Linked DNA regions of Homo sapiens: region 2 is linked to region 1. A link is a contact called in ENCODE Hi-C or POLR2A ChIA-PET data. All regions are on one chromosome and are shown on one strand. Each heading gives the region's core, a stretch centred on a gene start or an enhancer-like site at or near the end of the contact. The rest is flanking DNA. Distances are from core to core; before and after follow the strand shown. Region 1 holds the start of LINC02265 (long intergenic non-protein coding RNA 2265). Region 2 overlaps N4BP2 (NEDD4 binding protein 2).

Region 1 (5,294 bases), core at 2,795-5,294:
AACTGAGCTCTGGAATGTTAGGTAACTCTCTCAAGGCCATGATAGTGGCGAGAGGCAGAGCCAGACTACAATCTCCGCGTCCCGGCCGAGGCTTAGAGTATTAGCCGTTGTTCCAGCAGCATTTCCTCGATGACAGGAGGGAAATGCTAGAGCTTCTTTTTAGTTCTGGGATCTGATCCTTCTTGGGTCTGAACATCTTTCACAACGCCAGCCATCGGCTTATAGAGGAGATTGCTGATTGTCTCCAAAATCCATTCTCTAATTCTTCAGTAATAAAATGTCAAATGTTACCAAGGCCCATGGTTGCTCTGCCTCATTCCCCAGTATACCTGACAGTGAACTCATGTCTGAGGACTGGTCAGCAGGATGTAAGGGAGAGTGGTGAGCACTTCTCTTTCTTTTCTTTTTTCTTTTTTTTTCTTTTTGAGACAGAGTCTCGCTTTGTTGCTGGGGACTGGGGTGCAGTGGTGCCATCTCAGCTCACTGCAACCTCCGTCTTCCAGGTTCAAGTGATTCTCCTGCCTCAGCCTCCTGAGTAGCTGGGACTGCAGGTATGTGTTACCATGCCTGGCTAATTTTTGTATTTTTAGTACAGATGGGGTTTCACTGTGTTGTCCAGGCTGGTCTCGAACTCCTGACCTCTGGTGATCCTCTCACTTTGGCCTCCGAAAGTGCTGAGATTACAGGCATGTGCCACCGCACCTGGCCAGTGAGCACTTTAAAGAACTAGAATGTACCCTTCTCTGTTCCTTTCCTCCTGACCAGTGACTGAAACGCTGAACCAAGCTTGGAGCTGGAGCAGCCATTTTGGGCCACGAGGTAGAAGCCATGTGTTGAAGAGAATGGAACAAGATGGAAGAAACCTGGTGATCAGGGAGCCGCCATAACAGTCTTGGGTTGTCTCTGTTTACATGAGAGGTAAATAAATTATTATTATTATTATTATTATTTTGAGATGCAGTATCGCTCTGTCACCCAGGCTGGAGTGCAGTGGCACGATCTCAGCTCACTACAACCTCCACCTAAGCAATTCGCTTGCCTCAGCCTCCCGAGTAGCTGGGACTATGGGTACCTGCCACCAGGCCTGGCTAATTTTTGTATTTTTGGTAGAGATGGGCTTTCACCATGTTGACTAGGCTGGTCTCGAACTCCTGGCCTCAAGTGATCCACCCACCTCGGCCTCCCAATGTGCTGGGATTGCAGGCATGAGCCATCACACCCAGCCTTTATTATATCCAGTGATTTAACAAAAACCACTTATATTTGGGGTTCTCAGTTATAAGTATTATGTTCGAACACAGAAAGTGAAACTATTTGAAAGTTTCTTGTAGAATTGGCTGGGAAGAAAGGCAATTCATTCCCTTTGAAGGATTTCATTCCCGGGATGTGGCTGCCTGCTTAAAGAGCAGGTTCCATTCTGTAGAGGAAGCTTGGGAGACAAGGAAAGACCCTCATTTCAAAAATATAGCCACTTCACTTCCTGCTGACTTGAGTTTTTGTTTTGTTAAACTGGTTTCTCTTTTAAAACAAATGTCCCCTCAGTAAACTAAGCTCATTTGTTGTTCACACCTGAGAACCAGAGCATCCTCTGCTGATTAGTAAGGAGTTTGGGGGAAGGGGAGTTGCGACTAGGCTGCAGGAGGAAGTGACACTTGGGGGAGGATAGGCCAAGGTGGTGGGATTGATGGGACTCGGAAAGTCCCTGAAAGCAGGGAAACAAAGAAGTGGGAGAAGGGCCAGACAGGGTCGCGCTCACGCTCTAAATCGCACTGGCTCGGCTTTGACTTGCTCTCAAGACACTGGGAACAGCGCGTGAACACCAGAGGGCAGCAGCGCAAGATGAAATTAACAGGGACTCTTCACAGGGCCCCTGGCTTCAGGTCTCAGGGAGAGCCAGCCTTCCCATCCAACCTGGATCTGCCTGGTTTCCTTTGTCCAAAGTCAACCAGGGTGGAAGACTTCAACCAAAGTGGGCAGGGCCCACTTTCATACACATTCCTTCAGGGATTCCTGGTGATGGTCGTTCCCCCTCTCTAGTCCACTGATGCCATCTCTATCACACATTTAACATTGTATTAAAATAGTCTTTAATGTGGGTTATATATGCTTCTTACCTAGCCACACCCTAAGCAATCAGACCTGTGAAATGATGATTTTGGTGTGCTGGTGTGTGTATGTTATAATTATTACATTAGAATATCTATATCACCAGAAAATCATCTATCACCTATAGGATGTATATCACACTTGGAAAAATGTTGCATTACTTCATTAAATTCCCCCCAATGACCCAATGAAGAAAGTGATATTATTCTCCCCATTTTCTAGATGAGGAAACTGAGGCTCAGAGAGGTTAAATATCTTCCTCAAGAATTTTCGCCAGAGCTGGGATTTGAACCAAGGTCTGCTTGACTTAGAAGGCAGTGGTCCTTGCTTTCTCCCGAGGAGAAGGGAGCAGAGATACCTAAAGATGCCTGACTCCCAATCCCATGGGAACATGCCCCCTGCGGGCTCACTTCCTCTCCTCTTTGTCTTCAATTTCTAAGAATGTCTTCTTTTCACTAAAACAAAACACTCCAGAATGCATTCTGCATGAATAAAGACTGCCAACTCCATGGCAGAAATAACATACCTTTTGGGAATGTTTATCACTTCTAAAATGATGATAAAGAAATTCAACAGTTTGTATTTCTGGACGAACTAGGGGAGAAGAGGAAATAAAGTATCTACAGAGTATCACAACACACCTACAGGAAGCTGAGCAAAGTAGACTAATCACACTGGGCCCGGAGGACGGCTGGTAACAGAAACCTCAACGTTTATCTGAAGTGACTGCTCATCCCCGGGCACCACGGTGACAGGTGTGATAGAAAGATAAAACCCTAGACTCTGCTGCTCACCTGCCGTTGGGCCTTGGTCAAGCCACTTCTCTCTGAGCTTCAACTGCCCCATCTGTAAGAGGATAACAATTCCGGCCTCAGGGGGTCATCATAGCAACAAATGAGGAACCTGTAAATTAGTGCGAAAACACCCCACTTACTACTACTGTTTTTAAATGATTGTGAGAGTAAAAAGGGCCTTCGTGTTCAGAACCCAATCAGCTTAGAGTGAATTGTAGCACTTGGCAAATACTGCCTTTTCTGCTTGGAAACTTCACTTAAAAAGAAAAAAAAAATGAGGTCAAAGAGCGATTCCTAAAGCAAAAGAAAATTGCTAAACTTTAGACTATTCCTGACCCCAAAGTCCTCCTTCAGACCATGTTTCCCCTTTTTCACTCATATCTAGCCCAACATGCATAAATCCTTGCTTCTACCAGAGGGCCACACAGAGGAATGGACAGACAGGAAGAGTCTTTGCCCAATTAGTTTCACTTCCTCCCTGGCACCCCATGGTCACAGCCCTGGAGAATTGTTTTCTGCGGCGCTGAGGGCTACATTTTCGTTTTAACCAGCGCAAGGTAGGCAAGAGACTTAAGTCAGAGAGCTTGATGATGTAATGAATTTGCCAGCTGCCAACGACACTAGGACCTCATCACATTTCTTTGTTTTCCTTTCTAACCCCAAATCTAGCAGGCATCCCTGTTCTCATTAACAAAGCCTCCTATTAGCACCATTGCTCCCTAACTACCATCGGACCTCACAGGGAGAAGTTCTGTATCGAGAACAGTAGAGCAAAAAGACAGGAGGAAAGCAAGTCCCCAACATCATGCAGCCCACATACTAGCTCTGGATGGCTTACGTACGATGAAATCTCCAAGATGCCTTCCAAAAACCAGATGACCCTGTCCTTTCTGGAACTACCGCCGTCCCTTGTAACTCTGTAAGCTTCATTTCCAACCTCATCCTGCTCTAACTCGAGCACAAACATAAGTCTGTAGAACCACAGTGGCCTTGGGGGCATCATTCTCTTTGCCTTGTCAACATTTCTATTTTATATCCCTCCCTGCTCCTGTCTAGAGGTTGGTACTCAGTCTCCTGAGACTCATCTTATAGATAGAGCTTGATGGACCACGGGGAGAGGGCATCACTCCTGCTACAGTCTGAATGCACACACCTGGGGCCCAGCTGCCCAACCTTCCACCGCTGAAGTTCAAACAGTTGCATCTTAGACAACTCCTCCACTTCTAATCAGCCCAGCATAGAGGGAGTTTGGAGGTGTCAGACACCCATCAATGGCTGAGAGAGAAAGAAATATAGTGAAAGACCTGTTAGCAGTTCTGTTGTGCCCAACAGAACTCTCATTTGTCTTATGTCTAAAAAGCTGGCCATTGACTTTCAACAGGATTTCACTGATGCTATTAGAAAATATTTTACCACTAAATGAAAATAAAGATAAACTGCCTTTCTGAAGATGCAAAAGGTAAGAGATAATACATAAAAATGCAAGTTGATCAAATTTCACTTGATGTTTGATGACCCTCAGTGTCCCAGAACATTGCTTTGGGAATTATTTTCTCCTTTGATCTTGCAGAACAGTGTGAATGGACATAGAGGCCATTTGTATAAAAGAGGAACCTAAGGACGTAGGGGAAAACAAAAGAATCTGTCAGGGATGGGAAAAGCACACCCATTTAAATATGCAGAAACCTTAATGCCAGTGTCTGGCTAGCTATTAAGCAGTAATTCCTTCTCTATCCCTTATCATATCTACCAGTTACTCTGCAAGATTCTTCAGTGTAAAGAGCACTGTAAAATGTATTTTTCAGATTTATCTCGTCTTTTTGCCAGATCAGCCCACCCCATGCATATCTGCCAGCTGCCTCTTACACAATCCCTCAGAGCCCACGGAGCTGCACTGTGGGCCCTCAGATGATCTGATGCAGGTATAGAACCCCTCCCCCACATTCTTTTCTTGCTAGCTTGCCTCCATTACAAACCATCTTCCTCACTCAGATATTTTCAATCCTGGTAGTTTTTGCTTGTTTGTTTGAGACAGGGTTTCACGCTGTCACCCAGGCTGGAGTGCAGTGGTGCAATCATAGCTCACTGCAGCCTTGACCTCCTGGGCTCAAGTGATTCTCCTTCCTCAGCCTCCCAAAGTGCTGGGTTTACAGGCGTGAGCCACTGCACCTGACTTCCCCAGCAGTTTTGACCGTGATCTCATTTGCCTCTTTCTCCTGATTAGGCCAGCATTAGAGCATCCAAGAGGCTGCATAATATGGAATAAACATAGGTCATTAGATTTAAATCAAAATTCTGGCTTTTTACTTCCTAGCGATGCAAGCTTTGTTGAGTTCCTTAACTTTTCTTAGCACTTCTGCTTTTTAAAAAAAGTTGCTATAATACTAAATCGTA
Region 2 (4,892 bases), core at 1,215-3,714, 190 kb after region 1:
CTAAACACAAAAGCCAGGCAAGAGATTGGCAAACAGGGAGTGCATTAGTAAACAAGGATACAAGGTTATATTATTTTTCTCTAGAAATCATTTCTCCTTGTATAACTGTAAACCATTCTTACTCAATCTAAGTAAAACAATAAAGTTAGATAATAAAAATTATGAAGTATGACTACAGCTACATATTTTTTCCACTTCTAGAATGGTAAAAATACTGCATTTAAAAAAAAAAATTTCTTGTTATGAAGAATGGTCTGAAAAAAATTTTTAAATAAATTAAGAACTGTCTTTGAAATTTAACCAATCAGCATTGAAGTCTTTAATTCTGGGAGTGAAAAACTCACTGTTTATAATTATTTTCTTAAAAAAAAAACAGGTCAGGCACAGTGGCTCATGCCTATAATCCCAACACTTTGGGAGGCCAAGGCAGGAGGATCACTTAAAGCCAGGAATTCAAAACCAACCTGGGCAACATAGTGAGACCTTGCCTCTACAAAAAAAAAAAAATTACCTAGGTGTGGTGGCAGGCACCTGTATAGTCCTACCTACTCTGGAGGCTAAGGCAGGAGGATCATGTGCCCAGTAGTTCAAGGCTGCAGTGAGCTATGATTGTGCCACTGCACTCAACCAGGGCAACAGAGCTAGACACTGTCTCTAAAATAGAAAAAAGATATAAAAAAAATCAACAATTACAATGAGCTCCATCGCTAATTATATAATTTGGCTGTCTGGAAATACTTAAACTACTGAAAAGAGAGAAAAAAAAAGACAGTAATCTGTTAAATGGTACAAGTTCATTCTCTCTCAAAGTCAAAATTCAATAGAACTCTTCCATCTCAAAGCCAAAATTCAATAGAACTCCTTAATATTATGTGGTAGATTTCACTGAAATTCAAAGGTTCAAAATGGACAAAAAAGGAGCTCTTTATAAAAAGAAGCCTACCAACCATTACAGATTCTTTCCATTTCTCATGAATCACTTTCGCCAGATTCAGATCTATATGAACCACACAATCTTCAACTGTTAGAGACCCTTGTGGGGGAAGGGGGAGGGAAGAAAATGTAATCATTACTCATTATATATTTGCAGAAAACATACTAAACCACCTTATGCATCACAAAACTAACTTGTACTATTAATTCCTAACTTATGCTTCTATTTACTAAATCTTAGAGTATTTCTATTTATGTTATATGCTATGTTACTGTCTTCACACTTCTTGACTACTGCAGTTATACAAAGCTTCACAGTAAATCTAAGTTATTCCTTTCCATGAGTCTAAATATGTTTACTTTATTCATTTCTATTAGTCAAGACTTTTCAATAAATATGTTCTAAAAAATTAATCTTGTCTTAAATGTATCTGGAGTAGCACCAAAGGATTTTAAAAGGTTCATCCGTACAATTAAGTGTGAAGTAAATACCAGAGAAAACGTTCAAACTATGTATGGGATAAATACAAACTCCATATAAATATTCTCTATTTCTTCCTATTGTATTTTTTAAAGTCCTCCAGAAATGTGTCAAAAATAAGGCACTATGTGAAGTTAGGCAACATAAAATTACTTTTGCATTTCAGTTAACATAGAATATAATTTTACAATCAAAATAGAACTCTCTAGCCAGGTACGGTGGCACATGCCTATAATCCCAGCTACTCTGGAGGCTGAGGCAGGAGAATCACTTGAACCTGGGAGGCAGAGGTTGCAGTGAGCCAAGATTGAGGCACTGCACTCCAGCCTGGGCAACAGAGCGAGACTCCATCTCAGAAAAAAAAAAAATACAAAATAGAACCCTCTGTAGTCTAGTCACACAAAGACACACACATGGTCATTTACTTTTTCCTTACCTGAATCAATACCAACAGGACCAAATAATTCATTAAGTTGAAAAGCCAGTTCAGGGGGTAATGCCAATTCCAGACAGTCTATGGTCAGAGATTTGGCCATCGCTGGAGTGGGATTCAATATCTCGGTTTTATCTTCCCCACTAACTCCAGCTGATAAACTACTTCCTGCCATTAGAATTTCCTTCATTTCCTTCTCATCTTCATTCATAAATTCTTCTTCATCTGAAAATTTCACATAATCCTTTGGAAAATTTTCATTTCTCTTTATTTCAAGAGAATCAGTAAAATAAATTTCTTCATTTAATTCAAGATTTGAAGTACTAGATACAAAGTTAAAAATATCAGAGAAATGTGAAGGAGAATGTATGTTGTCTCCAGTCTCTGTGACTACTAGGTTTTTTTCTGTTTCACTCATATCTTTAGGAGTAGTAGCTTTTAGAATACCTGGAAAGGACTGCTTACTGCTATATAAAAGTTCTTCCTGGCTGTTAGGAAGTATGTCATTATTATTCTTTAGACCCACAGCAGCACTGGGAAATATACTTGTCATCGATTCATGGTTTTCAGGAGTGACAGCTCTCATTTCCGCCTGCTCTGAGTTTCCTCTTTCTGCATCACAAGTAGACTGTGAGTCAGCGTTACTAATACCAATCCCATGGCTAAACTCTGGCACAGGAGAATTAGAATTCTCTAAAGTTCCTCTTTGGCTAATAATTTCTTTCAAATTCAACCCCAGAGAAAAAGGCCCAATTTGTGATCCATCACACGATTTTTGGAAATTCTCAAACTCTGTATCCTCACATAACTTAGTTTCAGAATCCAACAAAAGGCTTGTGGCCCAAATAATATCTTTATTGCACCTCTCATATAAGTCTTTCAGGGCTTCTAATGAAAAGGATCCAAACAGTTTACAAAGAATGTTAAGATTTTCAGATTCATCTGCACTGGTAAGCTCACTTTCTTCAACAAACGTGCTTTTATCATACATTACTCTATATGGAATTGCTTCTTGAACGTCTGATTTTGTGTTAATATTGAAAACTTTCGGCTTAAATCCATCTAATCTTCCTGTTAATACTTTGATAGAATCTGAAATGCTAATTTTATTCTTTTCTATTTTCCATAAAAGAGCAAAATCCTGTGGTTCAGTCTGGGTGCACATGCCTACTTCTTTTCCAGGGTCTCTCTTAGGCATTTGCTCTTGACATTCAGCTAACGTTTGTGGTTCTACTACTCCAGAAACAGTTGGTGCACTATTGGTAAAAGTAAGAGGCAACGATGTGTGTTGCCCATGACTCTTTTTACTTAGACAAGTCTGACTCTCACAGGTCATTTCACTGAGCAGCATTTCAGAACTTCCTAGATTGGAGCTACCCAATGTCTTTAGTTTTTGAGAGCTTGTGCCCCAACAGGCCTCATGTGCTGTAGATAAGGATATTTCATTCATTTTGTCATTTGTTCCAATTTCTAGGTTGGGCTCACTTAAACCAGTCTTTGGCATTCTTGATCTGTGTTCCCTCTGAGCTAAAGAATCAGATGAAGGCCAGTCACCCATAATGTTGAATGAGTTTTTGTCAATATTTTTATAAGCATCATATTTATAGCTATTGAGTGGCTCTGAAGCATCATCACACTGTGACTTTCTGCCATCCTCTACACTTTCATGTGGAGATCCTCGTTGCTGGACACAATCTGTATTCACAGATACACTGTTAACTAATTTGTGTGACTGAGGGTAATTATACTTTTTGTCGCTTTGTACGGATGAAGTTTTTTCAGTTTTTCTGTTCCTTTTTGTCCTCTGACCAATAGTCTTATCAACTGGCCAGTCACCAACAAAATTTGATAGCTCATGTCTTGGGAACTTTTCCAAAGTCGATTTGCTTTTTTGTTTCCCAAAGGCTTTTTTCGTTACTGTTGCTCTTTCTTCCACTATTTCACCAGGTGAGGATTTTTCATTTTGAAGTGGTCCACTATTTGCAAGATCACAGTCTTCTTGATTATTTTCACTACAGCAAGTACTAGGTGATACTCTCTCCATAGAACTATCTGTGTCAGTTTTACTATACCCTTTTACAGCCACCATTTCTATTTGCTCGTTTTCACTTTTGTCTGTTGCCTGTAGTTTGCTTTCAGAGTCAGAAAAATACATGTGTGGAGTTTCCAGAATTAAAGCACTTTGAATGCTAGGATTCATATCACTTATTTCTTTTCTTCTTTTGTTTAAATCTGCATTAGAGAGATATGCAACATTCTCAGGTAACATTGTTTCTTTGGTTACATCAAGATTCTTCTCTTCAGTGAACTCTAGATGCTTCAAAGATAAAGATAAAATATTTTCTTCTTTTTCAGAGATAATATCTTCATCGTCTCTTGGGCTGTAAGATTATTTTAAAGAGTATCATGAGAAAGTCTCTTAATGCTGCCATCAATACTATGATTTAAAGAAGCATTAATTGACAGGGCACTTAACAGTTATTCTGAAAATTTTATAAATAAATTACATTAAAATTATAAAAGCTAATTCTGATCTTTCTCTAATACCCTATGAACACATTACATTGTTGTAACCCCATTACCTAGCATGATGCTTGGCATATATGAAGCACTCAAACTTTTTTTTTAATTGAATAGTACATATGAGATTTTCAGTTTAGGTGTTAATTATGCATTAAAGTTAAAGCTCTGAATTTGTTCCCAGGAGAGGACACCACTTTTCTAGCTTCTTTCTGACCTTAGTTTTACATAGCTAAGCATATGTAAAATAGGTCTGATACCGAGGAAGCTTCATTTACAAAGTCACAAAGGGCCAACCAACGCTATTTGCCCGATTAAGAGAAATTAGAAAAAAAGAGCTTTCATTTGAAATGTCATTTGGTAAGATTTTTTAAAGCCATACTTAATGTTAATTTCAGACTCAGAGCACTTGTGCAAATCATTATACTCTCAACTTTAGTTAATTTTTCTCGATTAAATTTGTCAATGCATTTCCTCTTTTTTTTAACTTCAGGAGTGCTCGAAGTCCCAACTCTCGCAGGATGC

Evidence for each region. Hi-C counts contacts between places; a loop is a spot of excess contacts on that map. ChIA-PET counts read pairs that join two places held with the same protein, here RNA polymerase II (POLR2A). Pooled maps may share reads with other maps.
Region 2: a pooled map shows a loop between it and region 1 (2.1-fold over the local background). The contact joins the enhancer-like site here to the promoter of LINC02265 in region 1. A Hi-C loop is called at or near these places in 6 of 50 pooled maps. POLR2A ChIA-PET finds 5 or more read pairs at or near these places in 3 of 52 experiments (MCF 10A, activated CD4-positive, alpha-beta T cell and naive thymus-derived CD4-positive, alpha-beta T cell).

The regions. Positions count from the first base shown.
Region 1 is chr4:40,305,935-40,311,228 of GRCh38, reverse strand. LINC02265 (long intergenic non-protein coding RNA 2265) reads right to left here and starts at 4,044. Exons shown (of 4, transcript NR_121641.1): 1 at 3,743-4,044; 2 at 2,901-2,952. RefSeq lists enhancers at 593-1,231, 102-1,301, 1,232-1,870, 2,875-3,004, 3,575-3,624 and a silencer at 1,643-1,937.
Region 2 is chr4:40,119,268-40,124,159 of GRCh38, reverse strand. It overlaps N4BP2 (NEDD4 binding protein 2), which reads right to left. Exons shown (of 18, transcript NM_018177.6): 9 at 1,851-4,228; 10 at 948-1,033. Among named protein-coding and RNA genes, the nearest start is that of N4BP2, 65 kb to the right of the region's middle. Within about 2 kb of position 2,464, at least 4 of the 41 ENCODE cell types and tissues checked have a DNase peak (open chromatin) inside an H3K27ac peak, as active enhancers do.